2 separate regions of the Homo sapiens genome follow, and region 2 is linked to region 1. Evidence: read pairs that join two places in POLR2A ChIA-PET (ENCODE). Cell type or tissue: MCF 10A. All regions are shown on one strand. Links, peaks and the distances in the headings refer to the core of each region. The heading gives the core; the rest is flanking DNA.

Region 1 (10,500 bases), core at 4,947-7,446:
CCCCATGACGTCACCGGCGGCGGCAGGCCCCGCCTCCAGCCCCGGGCGGCAGGCCGCATGACGTCACCGAGGCCCCACCCCTCCGGAGCGAGTTCGGTCCTGGCGTTCATTTCATTCCTGTCCTCATTCCGAACATTCTTAGCATCGCTCGCGCCGCGCCGCGCCGCCTGAGCCGAGCCGAGCCTCTGCTGCCGCCGCCGCGGCCCCGCCGCCCGCCGCGGGCGCCCACCAAGCACTTTGCAGACTCGCTTCCACCCTGCGGGCCATTCCGCGCGGCGGGGCCCGGGCCCGGGGCGGCCGCGTCCAGGCACAGGCCATGCAGTGACGCCCCCCCACCCCTCCACCTTTGCCCGGAGCGCGGGCAGCAGCCCAGCGCGCCAGCCGGCCCCGGGGCAGGAGCGGTGCTAGGCAGGGGTGGGGTGGCCGGGCCCAGGGACCGGGAGCCGGGGAGGGAGCCGGGCACCGAGCAGAGGGCGGGGGAAGCGGCGCCGAAGTTTGCCTCGGACTCGCCGGGCGCTGCGGTGGCTCCCTGGGCCGAGGTAAGTTGGCGCGCGGGGCGGATGCTGGGGTGCGGGGGGCGCACGGGGCAGCGGGGGGCCGGCGGCGCGTCCCTCGCGGGCCGCTCTTTCTTTGCGGGCTCTGCTTTGTGTGCGACGGCGGGCGGGCACGCGGAGGGCCGCGGCCGGGCCCCCACACCCGCCTCCCCGCGCCCCCTCCGAGGTGAGCGGCCGGGCGCCGCCGCGCGACTTGCCAGGACGCCAAGTTGGGCCGCGCGCTGGGAGCCCGCGCGGCAACAGGCGGCCCCCGGCCGGCCGCGCCGCGCCCCCCGCGCGCCCCCTCTCCCGCCGCCTGCACGCGCACACACGCACACACCCTCGGGCGCCTTGGACGGGGTGCGCTGGGGAGCCAGAAGTTCGGAGCGAGCGCGGGCGGGCAGAGCCGCCGCCTCGGAGCCCGGAGCCGGCCTGCACCCCCCTGCTTTCGCCGCCGCCCCCCGGCGCCGGGTACCCCCGAGGCCGGCCCGGGTCTGCGCAGACTTGTGCCGCTGGCGGGGGGTTCGCTCCTTCTTCTCAAAGATGAAAAAGGGCACGGTCGTCTTTGCCGCTTCTCCAGGACTGTTGCTGCCGCTGCCGCCGCCGCTTCATTGCACATTCAAGTGGAAAATTTTCAGGAGTCAGCAGAAACATTGTGTCCAAAAAAGACTGAGTCGCAGTTACCACCAAACCCAGGAGGAGACTCTCCCTGGAAAACTTCCCTTCCCTTTCGGTAGGAAATACTGGGGGATTTGTTTGTTGATTGGAAGAGAAATGATCCCCGGGGGGGAGAAAATCTGGGTACACTTCTAGTCTTTGTTCGTAACAGCAACACTTGTTTTCAAAAGTCCAGAGTCCCGCTTTAAAGAAAGTTTAACTTCTGTGACTTTTCTTCTTTTTAAAAAAATAACTTTTGTATTTTTAAAAAATCAAAGCAATATTTTTAATGAGTCGAAAACAATGAGGACTCACACCTCCCCTCTCATGAAAATAAATGAAATCCAGATCAGAATTTTCTTTGCTTTTAAATTGCCTTTTTTAAAAGATTTATTTAAAGTTGGATAGTGTCACTATATAAAAATATTTATGAAACAATGAAATACCAGCCACCAGCGTTTCTCAGGAGGCTTGTTAACTTCTTAGAAGCAAGTGGCTTCCTGTGATTTGCAGAAATGAAAATTGACCTCAGTGAGCCCTGGAAACTTAGAGACAGATGATGTTCCAGGAGCAGGGAATGTAAAAAGGCCATGTTTAAAAACAGTGCGTTGGAAGGAGCCCAGGTCTTGGGATAGAAAGGTCTGTTAAGCCTGCCACATTTCAAAATAGTAAAAAGAAATACTAAAAACACTACACGTATTGCAAAGGAGCAGAACCTTATCAGTTCACAACAACCACAGATTTCTTTCTCCCCGCTTTCCACCTTGGTTGTTTTTGGAAGTTCAGGTGGTCTGATGGCTTGGGGTGCGCTGGTTGCCTGCAATGGTTACCTGAGTAGACATATCCCTCCCTTCAGGGAGATGTGATCCACTGTGTAGTCACAGCCGGGAGTGGGCTCCTTTCTCTGCAGGCTGCAGTGAATCTTGCTGGTCTTCTACGGATAGGGGCTTCTCTGAGGCACAGATTGGGGAACAGTCTTCAGGCTACGCCCGGTGCTTCACCCTTTCACTGTTGGGTTTGTGCCCCGCTTCTGTAAACAGCAGGGTCTTCGGGTCCAAGCATATCTGAATGCTTACAAGGACTAGACTTAAATCCAACTTCCTTAGGAATCTTTTCCTCTTTAGAAGGAAATAGTAGAACTAATTACAAAGTGACTCAGGAAAGACAAATGGATTCGTTGAACCTTTTGTCAGTAGTGAGGTTTTGAATTGTTGAATTTTTGGGGAAAGGCTTATTTTTCTAATCTCACTGTTTCCATAAATGGTCACAGATATTTTTCTTTAGTGTTTCTTTGTGCAACTCTATGTTGAACTCTCAGGTTTCAGGTTTTAAACAGTTAACAATTCTTTTATTTATTGTTGGTATAAAAAATGAACTGATGATAAGCTATATCCATTACGGGTTCTTGCTGATGGTATCAAAATGCCAAGGTAGACTATTTTATTTTTACTTTAATGGTAAATATTATTTGATCTGCAGTTTTAGGGGAATATTAGAACTTTTTTTTTTAAAAACGAGCTTGAAACAAAACCAGTATGACACTTTGCTTTGACAATATGGGTAAAGAAAATTATAGGGAAGAATCTGTAAATTCCTCCTCTGTGTGATCCTTTATAAAGTAATGAACTGCGGGGAACATGCCTGAGAGAGATTATTGGAGGGTTGGAGGGTTTTTTTTCTTTTCTTTTCCCAAAACAAAAACCAGGACTCACCATGACATATACTTAATTAAATTTAATTTAAAGGGGGAGGACATCCCAATTTAGTTTGAGCCAGACTGATAGGAATTTCTCACTGAGAGGCTTTTCCTTGCCTTGTGGTACAATGTGTGCCCAGGCCCCAGCAGCAAACTAATTACACATAAGGGCGGGTTTGGGAGGGCAGCCTGGGGGGAGTCGGCTTCCTCCTCCCTTTCCCATTTCCTCTCTCCCCCCACTTACTTTATACAGCAGGAATTATATATTAGTATACTCACTTGGGAGACTGGAGTCCCCTTTTATTTAGAAAAAGGAACAAATAAGTCATAAGGAAAAAAATGTTCGAGTTTTTTTCCCTGCTTGAGCTTCAGCAGTTTATAAACAATTTTGTGTTTTGTTGGTTCTTAGAATACAGAGCAACAATTATGAGGGCATTTCTTAACGGGAACGTTTGGGAAGAATATACTTTTATCATCGGTGTTTAGATCATATTTGTCCTTACATTTTCAGCAGAAAAGTATATAATACGAACAGTTTAAAGCATGTAGATCCCAAATATTAAATAGACTTTTGAAGAAATGAGCTGTGACATTAACAATATTTTAAGGTTGGTTGCTTCAGAAATGGATTGATCTCTCATACGTGGTGGTCATACAAGAGCCTGGGCATTTGTGGGATTACTTTTCTCTCTAATCTCATGTGTTATGTGTTAATTGTGAGCATAATTATGCTGCCTGCAAATGAAAATTGTGTCTTATCACTCAAGGTTGGTGCAAATAACTGTATGTATGATCTGGTGGACTTAAAAATGACCATATTCACATACAGACAGTAGGTGGATAACACTTTTAAGCTCCATTTTAGGCACTTGTACCCAGTAGAGAGATTGTGAAAGGGAAAATAAATAAATATGAAAGCTGTGTTTAGAGGTCGAATCTGTTTAGTGGTAAAACTTTAGGGTCTGTTTTCTCCAAAGACTGAAGAATGTGGCCAAAAGAAGTGTCCAGATTTCTCTGTAGAACTGCAAGAAAATGCAAGCCAACCTTGTTAAATGCGAGCGTTACAGCTGCCCCTTTGGAGTTTAGTGACTGGAACTGCAAACTGCTAATGTCCAACTTTTGGACTCAGCCAGAAAAATATATTGTAAGCTTATTCCCCTTTGACAAACCTAGGCTGTGCTGCTGCTGGGCTGCTTGGGGACAGATTGATGGCTGGCACAATCTTTTATAGCTGCATGGTGCTTTTTCTTATTTTATAATAAGGCATAGATTACCTTGTGGTATTTAAGTTGCATCTAGAGTTGTGTTTGAACCACATCAGTGATACATTTTATTCTTTCATATTCATAAAAGTGATAAAATCAGGTAATTCAGGTCCATCCTACGCACTTCATATTCATGGTTGAGCTTTTTGACAGACACCTTATTTAGACCTTGTTGTATTGCAATTACTTTGTACCTCTGAAATCAGGGAAGTTCTGGGGCTTCCCTCTTCTTGGGATAGTTTGTGGAGTGCTAGTATATTTGGATCTAAATACTTGGAGTGTTTTTCTGTGGGTTTTTATTTTTTGTTTCAAAGCTGTGAACTCTTGAGTGTCCTCAATCTGTAAGATTCTCATTATGAGCTTCGTGGTCCATATTTGAATTTGGAATTGAAATTTGACCATTTTTTCAAATACATTCCAGTTTTGTAGTGGTACAGAATAGGGTAGCTTTGAAATATGTGTTTTATTTTAGTCAAAGTAAAAATGGGATGCCCTGGTGGGTGGGTTTTCAGGATGATGTTTCTTACAAGGGTAGGTTACTCTTAGCTTTTAAATTCTCCTTTGGTCCACTGATTTTTTGCATAGTTGAGAGGATTCTCAAAAAAATAGTTTCCAATAGTCCGGGAGTCTTGGCTAACTGTGAAACTCACTCGTTTCCTCTTCTTGATTGGATAATGGTAGTAGTGGTGGTGGTGGTGGGGAGTAGGGGGAAGGTCCTCGTAAAAACCTATCTTTTTTCTACCTTTGTGGCAGGCCAAGGGAAGGGTGTGTTACATGCACTACACCCACCCCGCCTTGTTTAAAACTGGTCTTTACTATCCTAATGCAATGCTTTCTATCCTTTTTCGTGATTCACATTTGTTTTGAAGGCTCTGTCCTAGGATTTCATTAGCAGTTTTAATTTGCAGGCATGGGACCCTGGAAAATGGGCTTAAAAGAAAAAGCTGGCTTATTGATGAACAAGTTAAGCATCCGTCATCTCTAATGGGAAATTCTGGTTGCTTTTAGGCATCTGACAGGTTTAGATGTATGTGTAAAGTGACTGAAACACTCTTGACTGGGAATATACAACACTGTTGTTCTTACTGATACATAAACTGAAAAACTGCTGCTAATGGTGGGAAATGTTAATTATGTGAGAACATATTGAACTTATATTCTCTGGCATGAACTTTTTTAAAAAAATGCATCAACTGTGCTGCTTTTTTTTTTAATAGGCACAGCTTTCTAATTATCATAATTCAGTTCAGCTCTGCTCTTGGATGGTGTTCAAGTGCAATCTCAATTTAACTTGAAAGGGGATTTTTTTTTTTAAACTTGGAATGTTTAAGAAAATTTGAAAAGTTCATCCAAGAATGTTGTCTGCTTAGGTGTGAGTAAATCTAGGGGAATGAAATGAGTGCCTTTCTGTAATAATTCAATAGATCCGAATATTAAGAAAGAGACTGTTTTTTTGCTTTGCTCTGTATCCAAGCATTTTTGTATAACCTGATGCTACACACTGCTGAGTTCTCTTTGAAAACCAGTGTTTTTCTAATAGATAGTAAACTAAATAAATGAATATTTTATTACCATCTGCAAAAATGGGAGTCTTCTAAGAGAGAAATACGCAATTGTTATGAATGTATTTGACAGAAATCATTGTTAATCTTTTATACCAACCAAGCCTTTAGAAGGTAATTGCTTTATCTGTTCCTTCTTTACTCTGTGACTTGATGGCATTTTGTGAAGGGAGTCGTCTTTGACGGCTTTCATCCCAGTGTCTGTATCCCTTAATTTTTCTTTGACTTTAATAGCTTTTCAAAGAAAAAAACTAAATGAAGCCCAAGCGCCTAATCCTCCAGGAATCAATTTTAATTGTAAGAAAGAACAACTTAGATGGGCCTTCCGACTTTCGTCCAGCCTGACTCCTTCTGCTGAGATGCGGAGAGCCCGCGGAAACCAAATGACTTCATTTGCTCTGGCACTTAAGAACCGAATTCACTTCCGTGGTGGTGAAATAAAAGGAGCCAAGTGTTTTAAATAGCCACTCCCCGAGGCCCGCCCGCCCGAGCCTGTTGAGAAAAGCGCATTGTCTGCTTGCAGCTCTAGCTGGGAGCCTGCCTGGCTCGCCCTCCCCCACTGGGCAGCTCCATTTCTGAAGTTGACATCTGGTTTTCTCTCTGTTCACCTGATCTATCCCCGTACACGTGCTCACATGCAGACTGCATGCATGCATTCTGCAGGTAACAGGGATTTGTGACATTAAGTGTGTGTGTGTTTCAAATCCCTACTGGGATAGGGGGAGGAACAAAGCTAATGGCACAAAATAAAATGTAAACACAGTAGCTGCCCCACATGCCGCCGCTGCTGGGTTTCTGTCTGATGGTGCTTTCTGGGTAGGCGTGCCTATTGTTATGGCAGCAACAGGCGGCAGAACTTGGGGCACCATATGGCGGATGTGGGCCTCAGATAAGCTGTCTGGTAATTTAGCTTATCAATAGCATTTTGATATGCTTCATTTTCAGATCACCCATTACTGTGGCTGGGGGTGTCTTGGGGGCTAACTGATTCTGAAACCATTGTGAGCCGATGCTTCCTTTGGTGGAATCTCTTTCAATCCTTTCTCCCTGGCTGCCTTTTCATCTCAAAGCCTTTGAGAGACAATGCTGGTTAGAGTTAGAGCTCCATTAGCTGAAGGAACCATCAGCCCCATCTTGAAATCCTGGGCACTTAGAAGACCTTGTCATGTATTGTCATTGAGAGAAAAACAGAAAACAGATACTTAATAGCATTTCATATTGTCTGAGCCGAGAAATTCTCTTAATTCAAAGTTGCTTTTGCTTTAAATATTGAAGGAGTAAGTTTGATACTGTTTTTAAATTTTGATGAAAGGTTTCTAGTTTTGTTATGCATTCAGAATACCTCCCTCATTTCCTTTCATCTTTAAATTTTACCTTAGCCGTAAAATGCAAAAATTATTACCATTTATATAATTTGAAATCAGGGAATGTGCCATTTGTAATTTGGAGGCAAGAAGCAGCTTCCTTCATGCTTAGAACTTGTGAAAGTGGAAAATGCTTCCAGAACACCACTCAAGTGTCCAGTGAAGCTGAAGCAAAACTAAAATCTCCCCTACTGATGGATTGGTAGGGGAACTCTTGCCTCAGCTGGAGCCAGCTTAGGGAATCTGCACTTAGTAGGTGGCTCAGTGGAAGTCTGATGGTGTGCATGACCATGTGCTCATCACCCATGTGACCCTCATTCACCAAATACTTGTGTCTCTGATATGTGGCAGGCATGGGGGAAGCTAGGGCGAGGCTGTCTGCCCCGCTCCTGTCTCCCGCTGCCTGCGTGTTCTCACTCACCTTTCCAGGCCCTGCACCTTTTCTCACATTTTGCCTTTTGGGTTTGTCATTCAGGGCACATAGATCCATTTACATGGCTAACTCAGGATGGTTCTGACTGAAACCCAGGTCAGCCTCTTTCTGTTCCTGCTCCAGGAAGCTCCTGCCACATCAGTGGTTCCCACCTTAGCATGTGCACTGCAGCCTCCATGGAGCTTTTACAGCCTGGGCACCACCTGTGTAGGCTTAGGTGCGTTGTGGTAGGTGCAGTGTGTCTGTATTTCTGAAAGGCCCCATCATAACATCCGCTCCTGGCTGGGAACCATTGATCTAGATATTCTAATTTTTGTCTGCAGATAGAATCAGGTTAAATTTGGCCACTTCAAATTCTGAATGTGATTTTCTTCCCTCAATATTTGTGAGGCAGTGTACCTAGGAACATAGGCTGAATCTTTATGGAATTCACTAAGATGTTCTTCATTGGTTTTAAAGATAAGCCTGCACAAAACTAAGGTCTCACCTTTCGATCCAGGGGAAGCAATAAAATGAACCAGAACCACCTTCTCTGCTCGGCATTCATTTACCTCGTGGGAGTGTAGCAGTTGTTTCCAGATGTGATTGTAGAGGTGTGTGTCACGGTTACTGGTGAGGGGCTTGAGAATGGAGTTCTGTCTGGCTGCTTATAGAGGTTTTGCTTTCTGAGTAGCAGGGATGCTCCTAGAGGTCGTTGGGTGGTATGCCTGGTGTTGGGAAATGAGGGGTAGGAAGGGTAATCCTGACGGCTTTCTGGAGATGAACTGTGGATAAACCACCCTGTTGTTCATTTTTTCCTTCCTTGTCTCTTCCCTTCACCTTGGGCACTTTGAAATCCAGATGCTCCTGGTTTTCACGGAGCTACTGCTTGCCACTGAGCGTTTAAACATTTATGGGTGCTACTGTGTGCCAGGGATTTAGTAATTAGGAAAAGGTGGCTAATGAACAGCGATCAGTAAAACTCCCCTGCCCGGCAGAGTTTACAGATTAGCAAGGAAAACAGGCATGTACAGAGGTCATGGCAATCCAGTGGGAAAGTTGTGTGTATGGTATTTCGTGAGTTCCAAGGTAACACATTTTTAACATGCTTGAACATTTTTGAAATTGGGATGTGTTTGACAATCATGGCTGGCCAGGTGGTGGTAATGACCCTTGATGTTGCATGCGCTCACCAAAGCCTGTGGAGTGAATGCAGCGGAGAGGAAAAAAATCCCAGAGTCAGTAGTGAGCATTCCTAAGAATACTCTTGTTGTTACAGAGGGTGGTAGTGTATGGACACTGATCACTCTGAGAAGTTACTTTAGCTTATGTTACCCGATTTATTTAGCTTGTATTTTCCTTTTTATGTAGGCATAAGATTGATAGAGAGTAAAAAGTTTCAATATGTATAAAATAATATTTCTAAGTGATAAGCATTGTGACATCATTTGTTTCACAGTAGTACGTCTGAAATAAAATCCTGCTGCATCTTATCGGCAGTCATGTCTTAGGGTTAGTGAAATGTTGAAACAACACGTTTGCATCTCTAGTCCTAAGGATCTGGGAGGTTATACATTGTGGATGGGTGTTGCCTTGAGGGTTGCTTTGAGGGAGTGGGGTTTTTTACACGTTTATATTTTTTAGGAGCATGGATTTCCTTATGTAACATCAGAATAAAGGGGAAACACACTCACTGGGGTAAGCCCTCATGATACATCCGAAGAGCTGTGTTGCCCTGTGGTAGGAACTGAGGAGGGCTTTGCGGAGGAAGTGATGTTGGAGTTGGGCTTTGAAGGAACAGGGGGATTTTTTCCAGATGCCATTTTGGGGGGTGAGTTGGGAGTAGGTTGTTAGAAAATAAACAAACCTTGTGAAATATTCTCCTGAGTAATGAACTTAACCCTCGCATATCGATACGGTTTGTTGCCAGTAATGGGCTACTACAGATTTGAAACTTGGCTGTGAGGAATTAATTGAAAGGAGTAGGAGGGGGGAACTGATTGACATGAACAGTGGGCTGTTTCCTGATTTTGGTTTGGAAAAAGGATAATGTGGGTTCAAAATCACAGATTTGGAATTGGACACACGTTGGCTCAGCTACTTGCTAGTGTGGCCTTGCACAAATTACTTGTTCTCTGCAAGCCTCGGTGTCCCCATCTATAAATTTCAGTTGTGCCCACTATATACCAGACACATGGTGTGGTGAATGCTCAGTAAATAGCAACTTCAAATGTCATGTTGCATAATAGATCTTTAAGGATTTTCTGCCAAGTCACCCTGGACAGTGACCCTTGAGGAACACCCAAGGCTGAGGCATTTACTTAGAATCTGAGCCGGATTCCTGGTCTCAGGCAAACAGATAGAAATCTAGGAGAGGCTGAGGCAAGCCCATAAAGCCCTTGACCATTAATCGCTTTGAACCACACGTCCCTTATTCATAAAGTGGAGGAAATCCATCAGTAAATACGTAATATTTGAGGTCATTCCTTACCCAGTATGAATTAAATGGAAATGCTTCAAAAACTGGATAGCATGGTGCAACTTCATCTGTCTAAAAGAAAACCTTTTCCTTAGCTTCTTGCTTGAAAGCCACACTCCTAACATTGGGGTTGGGTTGTAAAAGTTCTTTTGTAAGTGGTTGAATGGAACTCATCTTTTCATAGCAAAACAATGCTTAGGGTCTTCGGCCTTCTTGTAAAACCATTGCATAATCCCCCCTGGGGTGCAGAGGGCATTCAGCTTCAGGTGCGGAGAAGAAAGGTACTTTTGCTGCCCTCATTGCACCTCTTAATACCTGCTTTGGGCTAGCTGCTTAGCTTCTCTGTGCCCGCAGTTTCCCCATCTGGAAAATGGGGATGATGTTATCTACTTGGAAGAGTTGGAGTAAAGTTTAGATTAGGTAAGTGCTGGCTCGGTAGGCTAGAGCTGTAGGTGTGGCTGCTGTTAAAACCTAGGCCATTTGTTTCTCTCAGTACTGCAAGCTCCAGAGATAAATCTTTGCCCCTCTCCTA
Region 2 (2,500 bases), core at 1-2,500, 250 kb before region 1:
CATTCACCAATGGCATGAGCACCTTCTTTGCTGATCGTATAACAGTTTTAAATACTGGAAGAATATTTTCCTTTTTTTAATGTTATTCATGATATAATGACTACAGACACTTTTAAATTTTACAGACTCCCTTTAAGTTTAATCTGCATCATTGACATTCCTTCATCATTTTCTTAAGTCTAGATAATCAACAGAATGAGAAATCAAACCCTGATTTGCAATGTTGGTTGATTTCCAAGAAGTAAATACCCCCACTAGGGCCAATTTTGTGGTATCCCTGAACATGGAATTGGGAAGAGCAGCACACCATTGTGTAGTAGTACTTCTGCCATATAGATGCAGAACATCATCTCAAGAACGTAGATCATCAATATAAGTGATGAGTTGTGAGTATTACCTTTCTCAGTATAATTTACTTAATTGCAACTTTGTATTTTAAATTTTAATAATAACTGTATTTAACAACTGGCTCCCTGAATCCCTGAAAATTTAACATTTGAGAGCTGGTAGGAGCCAGTTCCAACACACCCATTGCCCTCTTTCCTAACGAGGGTAAAAGTCTCCTCTTTGGGTGAGTGAGTACCTTTCGTCACCTTGCCCCTCCTGGACACACAGGTCTTTGTTGCTCACACTGCCTCCAGCAGAAAACCCACACACAGAGGCTCCTTTCTTTCCTGAATCTCATACCAAGATGCTGTGGGGGGTTTGACATGGATCTTGCCTAAGCCTTATTACTCACATGAATCATGACGTTTAATGCATTTACTAAGACCTTTCCATCTCACCCTTATTTTCCCTTATATCTTAAAAAAAGGAATAAGAAAGAGGGCCCATGCCTGGCTATAATAGAGGATAGTTATAGACATATCACTTGGGCAGCTGTCAAATTAGTTACTCTAAAGTGTTCAAAAGTTCCCTCCTGATCTCACCTCCTAAAAGAAATCCAAACGTGCTTGACAGGGCGGAGAAGTCTAGGACTTTCTTTTCCCTCAACCATGCCACAACAACAAAGAGACACGATTCCTAATCGCAAAAGCACAAGCTTTTGTTTGTGCTAACCAGCAAAGCAAATGTTCGAGAAATTTGACAAAAACAAGCTCCTCCTGGCTCCACCCTCAGCCTTATTTTCCTTTCTTAAGCAATATCCCTTTCACACAGATGTGGACAGAGTGCCAACTGGAAGGCGGGAATAACCTGTCTGCCCCTGCTCCCAGGGCTGACTCACAGCAGTTTATTTTAGCAGTGGTTGATAAATAGCTGATCCCCCAATACCCCTGCCAGTGTTTCCCATCCTGTGTAGGCAGCCTTGTCCCCACTGGGGCCTGCCAGACCCTCCCATAATCTAGCAACAGCAAGTGCTTCCAGACCCTGCTGTGGTATCAGACTGGATAGTGCCTGGATGTTACGCATTGTTACATATCTGTCACCCCTGCGTCCATTCTTTCAATCTTGGCCTTGAGCCACTTAACACCCTGTGCATTCAGCCCCTGCCTGCAATCCAAACCAGGAGGCTCAGGCCCACCACGTGGCTGTGGGACCCATCTGATTTTTGGTTTTTCAATAGAGAAGAACTTAGCAGCTTAGAATGAGGCAAGAGTCTGCAGAACCCAAGGCCCCTTCTCTGAAGTTCTTGCCCCACATTTTCAGTCCTGACATGTTCCCAGATGGCTTCACTCATTCATTCCCACACCCTAGGTCTTTTAAATGGGTTAAAGGACCTGTGTGCTCTCACCTGACCTGAAAGGCCACCTGTCCCATGCTAGGGCCTAACCATCTATTGGACCATCTAAATGCAGACCCTGTGCTCAGCTGGGCCTTATGCCTGTATCTGCATGGCCCTGAGGCCAGTGCCACCATGGGCCCCCCACTCCCTGCCAACTTCCTTCACTCATGTTACTCTTTTTGCCACCATCAACACTTAGCCACACTGCCTTGCTTGCCCTTTGGGACTTTTTTCTCATCTCGTTCTGTGGCTTCTAAATCTAAGCAACCATTTGAATCTAGCAGTTGTTGGAAATTCCCAACTTTCTTACTCTGGCTGCAGCCTTGGTCCTCACAGAGGTGAGGATACTAGTTTACACTGGGGTTGCTTGTCCATTGAATCAGAATCATAAACGAAATGAAACTCCTTTCTCCAAAAGGGAAGAGCTCTGCAAAGGAGCTATAATATGCCCAATATCTGATTATAAAATCAAAATAAAATTCTTTTTACAATTAACGTAAAATTTTTCCTACTTTGCTTTGGGTTGGGAAATTACTACTATAGTTGAGTAGTGACTCTTTTTTCCTCATTTTCTTTCTCACCTGTCTCTTGAAAAATATTGCTCACACATGTTAAAGAATTTATATTAAAAGTGAATTCCAATAAAAGGCCTATTAAATTAGCCTGATTCATTAACTCTTTTTGAAAATAATGTGCATGTTTAGGACAGTAGTATCTTTCAGTTTTTATTTCATGAGATAAATGTGTTGGGAAATGGAGAGAGTACAAATAGATGTG

What was found. Peaks named below come from ENCODE experiments on the same cell type or tissue, not always from the same donor. Only the 100,000 strongest peaks of a DNase experiment are listed, where the experiment ranks them.
Region 2: POLR2A ChIA-PET joins it to region 1 with 13 read pairs; 1 of 35 experiments calls an interaction of 5 or more read pairs at or near these places.

Annotation. Positions count from the first base shown.
Region 1 is chr11:12,674,296-12,684,795 of GRCh38, forward strand. TEAD1 (TEA domain transcription factor 1) reads left to right here and starts at 126. Exons shown (of 13, transcript NM_021961.6): 1 at 126-539; 2 at 1,114-1,266. RefSeq lists a silencer at 1-117 and enhancers at 953-1,767, 5,900-6,459, 6,023-6,740, 6,427-6,721, 6,741-7,458 and 3 more. In MCF 10A, for the core only: no CTCF peak of the experiment used is centred there; a DNase peak (open chromatin) is centred at 6,166.
Region 2 is chr11:12,429,887-12,432,386 of GRCh38, forward strand. All of the region lies in intron 1 of PARVA (parvin alpha), which reads left to right. Among named protein-coding and RNA genes, the nearest start is that of PARVA, 54 kb to the left of the region's middle. In MCF 10A, for the core only: no CTCF peak of the experiment used is centred there; DNase peaks (open chromatin) are centred at 645 and 1,175.